Linked DNA regions of Homo sapiens: all the other regions are linked to region 2. A link is a contact called in ENCODE Hi-C or POLR2A ChIA-PET data. All regions are on one chromosome and are shown on one strand. The core of a region is the stretch at or near the end of the contact, and the rest is flanking DNA. Distances in the headings are between cores, read along the strand shown.

Region 1 (3,891 bases), core at 955-3,454, 520 kb after region 2:
AGTCCCCAACTCCTAATCCCTGACCTCCCCACCTCTCTCACCAGGCTCTGTGCTTCCTCCCTCTTCCCTCACACCCTCCCACACACCCATCCTCACTCTCTGCCCCCCTCACCCTCACCCTCACCCCTAGATGTGCTAATTTCCCCCTCAGCTTCGGCTGCCTCCACCTGTGTGTGGCTGATAAGCTCACAGACCTCCAGCCTGCCTGCTTCCAGCCAGCCACAGTGTGGCCCTGGGTGCTGAGCCTTACAGGCCCTTCCTCATTAATCCTCATAACAGCCCTATGAGGTGGGGCTACTACCATCTGAAGAAACCAAGGCCCTGGGAATTTCAGTGATGAGTCTGAAACCGTACCTTTAAGTAGTGGGGCACAGATTGAAACCCAGGTGTGCCCGAATCCCAAGCTTATCACACATACAATCGCTAGACCAGACCACGGGCACGTCTCAAGCACTCCAAACTCACAAACCCCATGCCAGACACCGGGAGTGCTGATTTGTTAAAAGGGAGGAGGAAAGAGTGGCTCCTTCCCCTTCAGCCTGCTCATCTTACAGAGGTCACTTTCTTGGCAATGTTACTCCCATCCATGTGCTGCACAGGCCAGAAACCTGGAAATCACCCAGGTCTCTCTCTCTACCTCACTCCCCAAACACATCCACTCTGAAACCAGTTTTGTCCTAAATATCTAAATATCTCTCGGCTCTACCTACTTCTCTGCGTTTCCCATTATCACCACCTGAGTCCTGGCCACCATTATCTCTCACAGTGGCCTCCCAATTTGGTTTCTCCTCCCTCAGTTTCGCCTCTGCACACAGCACAGTCAACAGTGAGTGACAGCTCTAAAACGTAAGTTTGGCGATAGCACTCTCTTACTTGAAATCCCTCAGCAGCTTCAGGATAACTGTCCTCAGGATAACTTCCAGATCTTTTTTTTTTTTTTTTTTTTTTTTTAGACAGAGTCTCACTCTGTCACCTAGGCTGGAGTGCAGTGGCGCCATCTCAGCTCACTGCAACCTCCCTTGCCCGGGTTCAAGCAATTGTCCTGCCTCAGCCTCCCGAGTAGCTGGGACTACAGGCACACACCACCTCACTGGGCTAATTTTTTTTGTATTTTTAGTGGAGATGGGATTTCACCATGTTGGCCAGACTGGTCTCAAACTCCTGACTTCAGGTGATCTACCCGCCTCAGCCTCCCAAAGTGCTGGGATTACAGGCGTGAGCCACCGCGCCCAGCCTGCAGATCCTTTTTTTTTTTTTTTAGACAGGGTCTCGCTCTGCTGCTCAGGTTTAAGTGCAGTGCCGTGATCATAGCTCACTGTAACCTTGAACTCCTGAGTAAGCCCTGCTGCCTCAGCTTCTCGAGTACCTGGAACTATAAGTGTGCACCACCACGCCTGGCTAATTTTTTTTTTTTTTTTTTTTTTTTTTTTTTGAGACAGAGTCTCGCTCTGTCACCCAGGCTGGAGTGCAATGGCACAATCTCGGCTCACTGCAACCTCCGCTTCCCGGGTTGAAGCAATTCTCCTGCCTCAGCCTCTCGAGTAGCTGGGACTACAGGCGCCCACAACCACGCCCGGCTAATTTTTTGTGTTTTTAGTAGAGACGGGTTTTCGCCATGTTGGCCAGGCTGGTCTCAAACTCCTGACCTCAGGTGATCCACCTGCCTCAGCCTCCCAAAGTGCTGGGATTACAGGTGTGGCGTGAGCCACCATGCCTGGCCTTACCAATTATTTAACTTTCCTTGAAGGCCCTACGCTCTCTAGTCAGTACGCCTTTGCACATGCTGTTCCTCTGCCTAGAACACCGTCTTGTCCTCACTTCTATCCCCTTCATCCTGCAGGTCCTTCAGGTCTCAGCTTAGATCTGAAGCAAGCTTCTTGGGGAAGGGTTCTTTGGACGCCCCCTCTCTCCATGGGTTAGTTACCATGGATGTGTGCTTCCATATACTTTTCACATTCTAACCATTAACACACAGCTTTGTAGTCGCCTGTTCCCTTGACTTTCCACCTCACTAGGCAGTATCATCATTAACTTTTGCATTCCTTTAACTGAACAAACGTGTGTTACTTGTTAACTATGTGTCATAGTTACACACATACATACACGATAAAGACCCAGACCCTGCCCTTGAGATGAGTAACTGCGTCTCTTCTCTGGGGTCTCGGCGTCTAACAGCGTCAGGTCCAAAGCGCTTGTTGAACGAATGAACCAAGGAACGAGTGAATGAACGAATGAATGCCCGCGAAGGACGTGGTGCCGCGCGGTCTTCTGGGAATCGTAGTCCCCTGGTTCGGGCCTGTCTTTACGGCGCAGGCGTATTCACATGGAGGCCGTGTTGCTGTTAATGCGCATGTCCCGGAATGCGGCTGGGAGGACTGCGCATGCTCGAAGGGTGGGGGTTGAGGCCGACGGGGCGCCGTACGGCGGAGGCGGGGTTTCAGTGGCTTCTGGTGCTCTAGGGTGAGCTCTGCCCGGCTGCAGGGATGGCGGGGAGGGGTAAGCTCATCGCAGTGATCGGAGACGAGGACACGGTGACTGGTTTCCTGCTGGGCGGCATAGGGGAGCTTAACAAGAACCGCCATCCCAATTTCCTGGTGGTGGAGAAGGATACAACCATCAATGAGATCGAAGACACTTTCCGGTACGGTACCGCGCGAGGCCTGAACGGGCCCTTCTGCTGCTCGGTGGAGTGCGGGGCGAGGCTGGAGGCTGCCCGGACGGGGGTGAGGGGACGATCCTGAAAGTCCTTCCGCCCTTCCGGAGCGGAGGCCTCCGCGCCCCAAGTCCCCGTTTGGGGCTCGGTGGGACAGAAGCTGTATCAGGTCCACGAGCCCCCCCACCTCACATGATCGTGTGTCATGAAAGAAGGGGAACAGAGCTCGTGACAGCCTAGACAGTGGGCTTGGACTTTGTTCTGCTTTCTCCTCCTTTAGAGGCTCACCATCGTCCCGTAAGGCAGGGATGATTTTTGTCCTACTCACAGGTGAGAAAACTAAAGCTCGGAGAGGGTAAGGCACACACTAAAGTTACGAGTCGGCAGAGGCAGAGCTAGAATTTGAACCCAATCTCAACCCTTTCTGCCTCCGGTAAGCCAGGTACACACTCTTGGCAGGTCTCCTCAGGCGGCCTCGGAATTTCCTTGTAGTCTTGAGCACAGTAGGCAGAAATGTCGGGACTGTGAGAGCCTTCTGCTAAGACCTTGCACTCAAGCCCTCACTGCCTGCCTTAGGTCAGAGTGTGGGTGCAGGCATGCTTTTAATCCACCAGGGGTCCTGGTGACTGGAATTAAGGATACCAGCCTCCTATTTTATTCCTCACCCCTTCTCCAGGGCCCCTGTACCAAGTCTCAGGAATAAACCACTCACCTGTTTCCCCCAAACAGTCCAGCCCAGGGCTGCTGGCTGAGACTGGTTCCTGCTGCCTGGTGTATTAGGTAGTCCCTGACCTGGGAGGCTGTTATCTGCCATTCTCTAAGCTGTCTGGTAAAGTGACCCAAGTTATCATGGGAGAAGGACAAATTTTACTTCAAGAATTTTTTATGTTTCCAACCAAAAGGGACCTCAGAGATCAAATCTAACCCAGTGACTGGCAGGGGGTGGGTGCTCAGTAAGTAATTTTTAATCAGTAAATAAACGAATGAGTCTGGGTGCAGTGGCTCACGCCTGTAATCCCAACAGTTTTGGAGGCCGAGGCGGGTGGATCACCTGAGCTCGGGAGTTTGAGACTAGCCTGACCAATATGGTGAAACCCCATTTCTACTAAAAATACAAAAATTAGCCAGGCGTGGTGGCGGGTGCCTGTAATCCCAAGAAATCAGGAGGCTGAGGAAGGAGAATTGTTTGAACCTGGGAGGTGGAGACTGCAGTGAGCCGAGATCCACCACTGCACTCC
Region 2 (4,026 bases), core at 1,113-3,612:
CCCGTTTCACTGAGTGCAGCACTCTTTCCAGTACATATCAGCTGTCTGGATAGGAAAGTGCATAGTTTTTTAAAAGGAAGTAAGAGATTTTTAAGGATTTAGACCAAGTACACAAGGTGTAAGGTAAGATTGCATGTAGCCTATATTCTGAGGACTCAAAGGAGAACTCCCATTCAATGGCCTATTCTTCCCTGGAATACAACCACCTGGGTACGGAATGCTACTTACACTGGAACCCAGTACATACATATATTCTTTATTTAAAACTTAAAAGTTTTACAAATACTTATCCTTTACCATATATGGACGTACTCCTATACTATTTAATTTTTTAAGAACTCTAGGCCAGGCGTGGTGGCACATGCCTGTAATCCCAGTGCTTTGGGAGGCCAAGGCAGGAGGATCATTTGAAACCAGCCTGGACAACGTAGTGAGACCCTGTCTCTACAAAAAATATTCAAAAATTGGCCAGGCATGGTGAAGCACGTCTGTAGTCATAGCTACTTGGGAGGCTGAAGTAGGAGGATTGCTTGAGCCCAGGAGTTTAAGGTTACATTGAGCTGTGATCGCACCACTGCACTCCAACTGTCAACAGGGTTGACAGAGCAAGACCCTGTTTCTAAAACACAACAAAACAAACTCTAGTCATGACCCACTCAAGACCCACTAATAGGTAATAATCTGCAGTTTAATAAACATTACTGTACAGGACTTTCGGTCCCTATTTTAAGTACATAAGCTTTTGTCCTATTCTCCAACAGTCTATTGGCAACACACCAGCCAGAGAGAGAATCTTTCAAAACGAATGCCAGATCACACTTACTGCTCTCTGCTTAAAATCAGTGGCTTCCTATCTCTGAGTAAAAGCCAAAGTCCTTGCAATGGTCTATAACATCCTACATGAGGCGGGCGGATCACCTGAGGTCTCGAGTTCCAGACAACCCTGGCCAACATAGCGAAACCCCGTCTCTACTAAAAATACAAAAATTAGCCAGGTGTAGTGACACTCGCCTGTAATCCCAGCTACTTGGGAGGCTGAGGCAGGAGAATGGGTTGAACCAGGAGGCAGAGGTTGCAGTGAGCGGAGATCGTGGCACTGCACTCCCGCCTGGGCGACAGAGCAAGACGCAGTCTTTAAAAAAAAAAAAAAATCTTACATGATCTGCTACTCTAGATCTCATCTCCTAATTCTCTTCCCTTTACTCACTTCAATCCAGTCACCCTGTCCTCCTTACTACTCCTCCAATATACCAAAAACACCTCTGTTTCAGTACCTTTGAGCTTGCTGTTTTCTCTTCCTGAATTGTTCTTCCTCCGGAGAGGCATGTGTTCACTCTCTCACCTCAGTCCGTCCTTCTCTGGCCACCCTATCTATATTGCCACTCTTCACCCCCTCTCCCCACTATACACATGCACATAGACTTCCTAACCCCTTTCCCTGGCTTATTTTTCTCCTTAGCATTTGACATCATTTTCACGGTTGGCTTGTTTATTGGCTCGTTTATTGGCTCTCTTCCCCACCTTGAAGACATAAAATCAAAGATTTTTTTGGTTTGGTGTTGTGCACTGCTGCATCCCCAGGACCTACAACACTTCCTGGCACACAGTAGGTATTAAGTATTTGCTGAATAAATGAATGAACAAGTGGATAGCATCCTGGCTAAGATGTCCAGGTCTGAGGATCAAATCGGGGGTCCACTACTTAACAGCCGTACAAACTTAAAGTTACTAAATTCCCCTAAATCCCGGATTCCTGTCTGTAAAATGACATTAAGACTCTCCATCCGGTAAGATTGCTGAGAAAATTAAATGAGATAACCTGTATCAAACTGATCACTGTACCTGCCAATCAGGTGACTCTCAATAAGTCTTACTGATGCTCTAGTTAACTATTTTCATTTTTAGCGCGCATAATCAACAGAAAGCGCTATAGAAACGTAAGGGAATGCTTTGCCCTTCATAAACTGACTCCTATGAACGCATCTAAAGCAGAATCAGTTTGGAAAAGAAACTCAGTTCCCTGTCCCTTCTCTTCGGGGAGGGTAAAGAATGATACGGCTCCCTGAAGTTTGGGAAGGTGCCCTCGATCGCAGGAAACCCCAGCCCTATCCTCGACCGCCCCGCCCCTACCTTTTTCAGTCACCACGAAGCACTGCTTCACCGGCCCCACCTGACTGAACAGTTCCTCCAGCTGCTCACTGCGGGCCGAGGGCGGGAGGCGGCCCACAAATAAGGTCAGGCCGGCCATGAGACCGGGAAACCCAAAGCGCGTGAGGACGCGAGCAAACTAGGCCGGCGCACGCGAGCCGAAACGCTGGCTTTGGTAGGACAACCAAGCTCACACGCCGAGAGATTCCGGAAGTGCTCGTTGCCCAAAAGAGACCGGAGGAAAACATGGTCGGGAGGGGGATAAAAGGTTCCGGAATGAAAAAATAATGGCGCCCCGGGGCGTAGCTTCTGGAGCGGGGCTCCGCCCCCTGCCCTAGCATCGCCCTCGCCACTTTTGTGTAAACTTGGCATCAATAATTTCTACCCTAGTGTTACAGCTTTTTTAGAATTTGCCTAGCAGGCTTTCTGGTTTTTGCCGGAAGGCCTCCAAAAAGTAATTTTTTTTCTTAATATACAAAATAAAAATAAATAATTTCTACCCTGTTTAAAAATCTCACCTCCAGATCCTCCCCAAAGTTAGCAGGACAGGCAGAAGAAGTCGTTTTTGCCCCGGGCGTAACTCAGGATCTGATATACTGTGGGTGTTTGATATTTTCTGAAGTGCCTCCACAAATTCCCAGATTACGTGCATAAAACACAACCGGAACACTAACACGTAGACATAGATATATCATATACATCATTCGGACGATTCTCATTTTCGGAGAACACCAGCTGTCTGTCACCTCAGCCTCACAAACAAATTGTAGCTACTAAAATACACATAGACACAGATAGTACACAATTATTATTTCAATAAATATATACTGAGCTCTAACTATGAGCCAAGCATTAGGGATAAAACTGGTGAGCAAAGAAATGACAGGGTCCCTGCCCTCATAGAGATTACAGTCTAATGGTGGAAACAGATTTTTTTTTTTGACAGGGCCTCACTTTATCAACCAGGCCGGAGTGCACTGGCACGATCTCGGCTTACTGCAGCCTCGACCTCCCAGGTTCAAGCAGTCCTCCTGCCTCAGCCTCCTGAGTAGCTGGAACTACAGGTGCACCACCACACCCGGCTAATTTTTGTATTTTTTGCAGAGACAGGGTTTCACCATGTTGCCCAGGCTGGTCTCAAACTCCTGAGCTCAATTAGCCCCCCTTAGCCTCCTAAAGTGCTAGGATTATAGGTGTGAACCACCACACCTGGCTGGGAAGACTATTAGTCCAAAAATTCTTACAAATAAATCACAGCACACACACTGCAGGACCACATCAAACACACTCAAAGCAAACATAACATCCAACTTATACACAGAGACCTAGAACCCATGTCCTCCTAGAAACAGAAGATCTTTGTCTCAAGTCAGCTCATCAGACAGACCCAAAGCTGAGAGCTCTTAATTGGCTAGGAAATCTGGGTGCTCCTGGTTCTGGAACACAGAGAGTGTTTGCCATGCCACTGGGCTCAGGACCTGAATAGGTGCAAGAGAGCTACACCTTGCAGAACAACTAGCTCAAAAAAAAGTACCCAAGGCCATTTTTTAAATAATTTTTTTTTTAGCAGACTCTTGCTCTGTCACCCAACTTGGGGTGCAGTGGCACCATCATGGCTCACTGCAGCCTTGATCTCCTGGGCTCAAGCAATACTGCCACCTCAGCCTCCTGAGAAGCTAGGACCACAAGTGTGTACCACCATGCCTGGCCAATTTATTTATTTTTTTGTACAGACAGTTCTCCCTGTGTTGCCCAGGCTAGTCTTGAACTCCTGGGATAAACCAATCCTCCCACTACGGCCTCCCAAAGTGTTGGGATTATAGGCGTGAGCCACTGAGCCCAGCCAAATCATTACTTTTAAATGATAGTAACATGGCA
Region 3 (4,373 bases), core at 312-2,811, 950 kb before region 2:
CGACAACAAATCTAGTATTCTATGTTTTCCTTTCTCTTCAATTTTAAACATTTACAGACCATAGGAGTATATTAACTGCAGGATGCCTTGAAAAAGAAAGAAAAAAGACTGAGCGACTGATCTTGTGGAAATGATTTAAGGTGACACTTGCAGTACTTTTTTTTAAGGGATCAAGCAGGGGAGACCTCTTGTTTGTACAAGCTTTTAGCTTCATAACTGGCTTATGCTAGGGAATATCATAGCCTGCTTAAGAATGACTACTGGGGCAGGAGGAAAAAAAGCTAGAAAAAAAGAGAAGGCAGAGTGGCTCTGATGGAGGGCAAAGCAACTGCGGACGAAGAGGGGTCTACCTGGTTCACAGCATCCGTGATGATGGTGGTCAGTCTGACAGTATTTGTCCCTTAAAGGCATTTTCAGTGGACTCGACCTACTTTGCTTTCACTGTAAGAAGCTCTTCATTGCGGCGTGGCTGTTGAAAGAAGCACAAACCCGTCACTCGCCCTGAACTTCCTGGGGGGCACTGGCTGCATTTTCCAGATACGTTCCCATCATCAGCTCTCCGCTTTCCCTCCACGGACCCGCACCTCCCTCTCGAAAAGAAAACAGAAAGACGCACAAACCCTCCTGCAGCCCAAACTCCCCACACAGGTTCATCGCCCTACCCGGAAACGCAGCCTCGGGTGCGCAGCGCAGGGCGAAGGCCTGGCCGGCAGCGCGGGCGGCTGCGGCCTCGCCGTCCCGGGCGGGCGCGCGGAAACGGAGCGCAGAGCGCGGCGGGCACCGCCGGGCTCCGGGACTACGGAGGTGCCGCTCCCGCCGGCTGCTGGCCCACGCCGCGCCCTCCCGCTACGCACGTGCGTTGGGGTCTCCCTGGCGGAGACCCCGTCCCCACAACCAAGTGCGCCCAACTTACTCAACTCTTAGGGCGGGCCGGCGGGCGGGCGGAAGGAAGGAAGGCAGGCCGGGCGGCCGCGGGGACAGCCTGGCGTGGGAGGCGGCTGCGGGCCCCACCTGGCGCAGCCTCCGCTGACCACGCGGGGGAACCCGGACTCGGGCCCGACGCGCTCCCAAAGAGTCCCCGCCGGCGCTGACGCGGAAGCGCCACAGCTCACCACGTCCCTCCGCGGGCCGAGACGACTGCGGCGGCGGCTCACGGCGTCCTCCGCGCTGTGTGGCTAGGCGGGAGGCGCGCGGGCGGAGGCAGTTGACAGGAGGAACCGCCCGGCAGCAGCTGCCGCCGCCACCACCGAAGGAGCCGGAACCGGAGCGGGCAGGACCTGAGGCTTCCCTCGCCGGGGCAACGGCTGCCGCCGCAACCCGGGTCCCACCAGCGCCGCTCCACCTGCAACGGTCCCTCAGGCTTTAGGAGAGGGGCGGAGAAAAATGGGGGTCTCCCCCAACCTTGGGCCTTTTCGGTGGTAGTTGTTGTTTCAGGAAACTTTATTAAGTCAGCCTCTCTTTTACTCTGTCGCCCCCTCCTCCGGAGAGCCCGAGCTACCGCCGCGGAGCGCGTAGGAAGGGGGAAGCAGAGACTCTCCGGCAGCGACAGGGAGCGACTGACTGACCCCGGACGGAGATGGGGCGAGGGCAGGAAGTGACAAGCTCACCGAGTGGGTGGGGGGAGTGTGGCCGGCACGCCCGGGAGCGCCGCGCGCATGCGCCCGGCCGGCGCCCCCGCCTGTGGGTAGGCGACGCGCTGTGCCCGCCGCGGCCGGTGGGGAGGGGACCGGGGCCGCCGGCGCGAGGGCCGTGTCCGAGGGGAGGGAACCGGGGCGGGGGACACCAGGGCCGCGGCCGGAGTCTCGGGCCGACCGAGAGCCGAAGCCCAAAGTGAGGTGTGAGGCCCGCGATGCGGCGTGCGCGCCCACGGAGACGGGCTGCTCGGCCACCAAACTGTTGCTCTCGCTGTTCTCTGTTCAGTGGAACTGAAACTCGGGGAGGGTTGGGAGAGGACTTAGGAAGCGGTGGGCAGATGTATGAGCCATAAGTAGTGATGATCCCCAAAAGGCTGTCAGTGCATTGCTAAATGGCAAAAGTTGAACATTTTTTTCCTGCCAACAATTTTCGAAGCATGCCTCCCGGAACTTGGGGATTCTTTTATCAGGCCCAAGGGAGGGAAAGCATCTATTGGTAGCAGATGGGTATTTATCCTGGCAGCTCCGCTTCTCAAACTTGAAAGTGGAGTTGGGTCACGTGGGCTCACGCACTTTCCCTCCTCTTCTGCGCCCCGATCCTGCTTGGAAAATCCTCGAAGATCCCAGTCATCTGTCAAATTCTGCCAACCAAGGGCCGCTTCTTGGGGGCGAGAGAGCCGCCTCCGTTGTTTCCTCCCAGCTCCTGGAACGTAATTCTTGCTCTTGGTGACATCAAGCAAATATGTGTCCACCGCCCGTCAGGAAATTTTAAGAGAATAAAGCCCATTCGCCTTGTCTCCGATCCTCCCCAAGATCCACTGAAAACCTTTCCAGTTGGTCCAACTTAAGCTGCCATTGTGCGGGGTCCTGAAAAAACTGAAGTTCAGTAGATAGACTTTGTTTAGAAGAGAAAAAGTTCAGTTTTCAAAATCCAAAGGAAAGTTTGTAAATTGATACATTTGTTACTTTAAAAATGTTGGGCCAGGCGCAGTGGCTGGTGTTTGTAATCCCAGCACTTCGGGAGGTCAAAGCGGGAGGATCGCTTAAGCCCAGGAGTTAGAGACCAGCCTGGCAACATGGCAAAACGCCCTCTCAACCAAATAAAAAAAAATTAGCCGGGCAGGATGGCGCGTGCCTGTGGTCCCAGCTACGGGAGAGGCGGGGGCGGGGGGCGGGATGGCTTGGGTCCAGGAGGTGAAGCGTTTGCATTAGGTCTCCGGGGATTGCAGCAGCTTGATTCTAGGGGATGACAAGAAAGGGATAGAAACGTGATCTTTAACTAGTCACATAAGTGGTATGATCATATATATCTGTCCCATAGTTAAGAGGCATCACCCAACGTGAAACTAAAATATGAAATGCCACAGTTTATAAATTAATGTAAAATAAGTTATGATACTTCTGTGATAGTGTTTGTTATGCAGCCAATAAAAATCACATTTTATATAAAATTTAGTTGTATGGAATATGCTTAAGCAACAAAAAAGAAGTATTTTGAAATGTGATATTTTAACAGTGGGCTGTAACAGTGCAATTATGAATGATTTTTATTTTATTCTTTTGTATACTTTGCAAAATTTGTAAATTAAGTATATAAAACTTTAATAAGCAGAAAAATTTTGAAACGCAGTAAGAAGGCTGTAATAATATGAAAATGGTATACACTAATAAAGCTCAATGTCACTCCAAAAAATGCAGTGAAAAAAGACTGAAAGAAACATGCAAATATCTACACTGGAGACCTCTGCGTGGTAAAATGTGAGGTAAAATATTTTCTGCATTTTCAGAGGATCTTTTCCTACTTTTATGTAATAAACATATTTATCATAGGCTTAAAAATGAATATGCAAGTCTAAATTGTTCTAACCCTGAAAAAGCTTTGCTTCAGATATATCAGTTGTTTGCTGACCAGGTGTGAGTAAAAAAAAAAAAAAAAAAAAAAAAAAAAAAACACACAAAAGTATGTTTTGTGAGCAAATGTAGTGTTATTTATATTCGAATGCAAAGTGGTCAGTACCAGAGGGTCCTCAAAATTGCTTGCTAACAGAGTAAGTTTAGACAATCTTTGAAAAATTAGAATTAGAGTCAAGATGAAATGTGCATGTCGGTAAAACAAATATTAAACATATCTGTATAAAAACGAAATAATCCAATTGAACCTGGGAGGCGGAGGTTGCAGTGAGCCGAGATCACGCCACTGCACTCTAGCCTGGCAACAGAGTAAGACTCTGTCTCAAAAAAAAAAGAAAGAAAGAAAGAAAAAAGAAAAGAAAGAATCATAAAAATTGAGACCCAGAGAGATTAAGTAATGTGCTAGTCAGTAGGAACTTGGGGTCAGGACCTAGATTACTCCCTACTATAATTAACAGTACTACTATTTGACATGTATTGAGGAGTTAATATTTTTTAAGCTCCATATTAGCTCATTTAATCCTATCAACAATTTAATGAGGTTTTGCTGTCCTTCCATTCTGCAGGTGGGAAAACTGAGGTAAAGAGAGTTTAGATGACTTAACAAGTGATATGGTTTGGCTGTGTCCCCACCCACATCTCATCTTGAATTGTTGTCCCTGTAATCCCCACGTGTTGTGGGAGGGACCCAGTGGGAGGTAATTGAATCATGGGGGTGGTTTCCCTCATGCTGTTCTCCTGATAGTGAATTCTCATGAGATCTGATGGTTTTATAAGCATCTGGCATTTCCCCTGCTGGCACTCATTCTCTCTCCTGCTGCCCTGTGA

The links. A loop is a pair of places that touch in the nucleus more often than their neighbours do. ChIA-PET counts read pairs that join two places held with the same protein, here RNA polymerase II (POLR2A). Pooled maps may share reads with other maps.
Region 1: a map of CD8-positive, alpha-beta T cell shows a loop between it and region 2 (4-fold over the local background). The contact joins the promoter of FLNC-AS1 here to the promoter of RBM28 in region 2. A Hi-C loop is called at or near these places in 2 of 168 maps with a recorded cell type or tissue (CD8-positive, alpha-beta T cell and naive thymus-derived CD4-positive, alpha-beta T cell) and 15 of 50 pooled maps. POLR2A ChIA-PET finds 5 or more read pairs at or near these places in 2 of 52 experiments (CD8-positive, alpha-beta memory T cell and T-cell).
Region 3: a map of prostate gland shows a loop between it and region 2 (14-fold over the local background). The contact joins the promoter of ZNF800 here to the promoter of RBM28 in region 2. A Hi-C loop is called at or near these places in 8 of 168 maps with a recorded cell type or tissue (B cell, CD8-positive, alpha-beta T cell, ascending aorta and 3 more), 9 of 37 single-sample maps with no recorded cell type and 21 of 50 pooled maps. POLR2A ChIA-PET finds 5 or more read pairs at or near these places in 1 of 52 experiments (naive thymus-derived CD8-positive, alpha-beta T cell).

What each region holds. Positions count from the first base shown.
Region 1 is chr7:128,860,422-128,864,312 of GRCh38, forward strand. FLNC-AS1 (FLNC antisense RNA 1) reads right to left here and starts at 2,205. Exons shown (of 4, transcript NR_149055.1): 1 at 2,104-2,205. ATP6V1F (ATPase H+ transporting V1 subunit F) reads left to right here and starts at 2,435. Exons shown (of 2, transcript NM_004231.4): 1 at 2,435-2,641. The coding sequence starts at 2,484. RefSeq lists enhancers at 2,049-2,158, 2,239-2,728.
Region 2 is chr7:128,341,546-128,345,571 of GRCh38, forward strand. It overlaps RBM28 (RNA binding motif protein 28), which reads right to left and starts at 2,363. Exons shown (of 19, transcript NM_018077.3): 1 at 2,131-2,363. The coding sequence starts at 2,248. It also overlaps the pseudogene RNU7-27P. RefSeq lists an enhancer at 2,304-2,503.
Region 3 is chr7:127,391,147-127,395,519 of GRCh38, forward strand. It overlaps ZNF800 (zinc finger protein 800), which reads right to left and starts at 1,562. Exons shown (of 6, transcript NM_176814.5): 1 at 914-1,562; 2 at 351-469. The coding sequence starts at 411. RefSeq lists silencers at 722-1,121, 1,522-1,921 and enhancers at 1,017-1,517, 1,362-1,491, 2,232-2,361.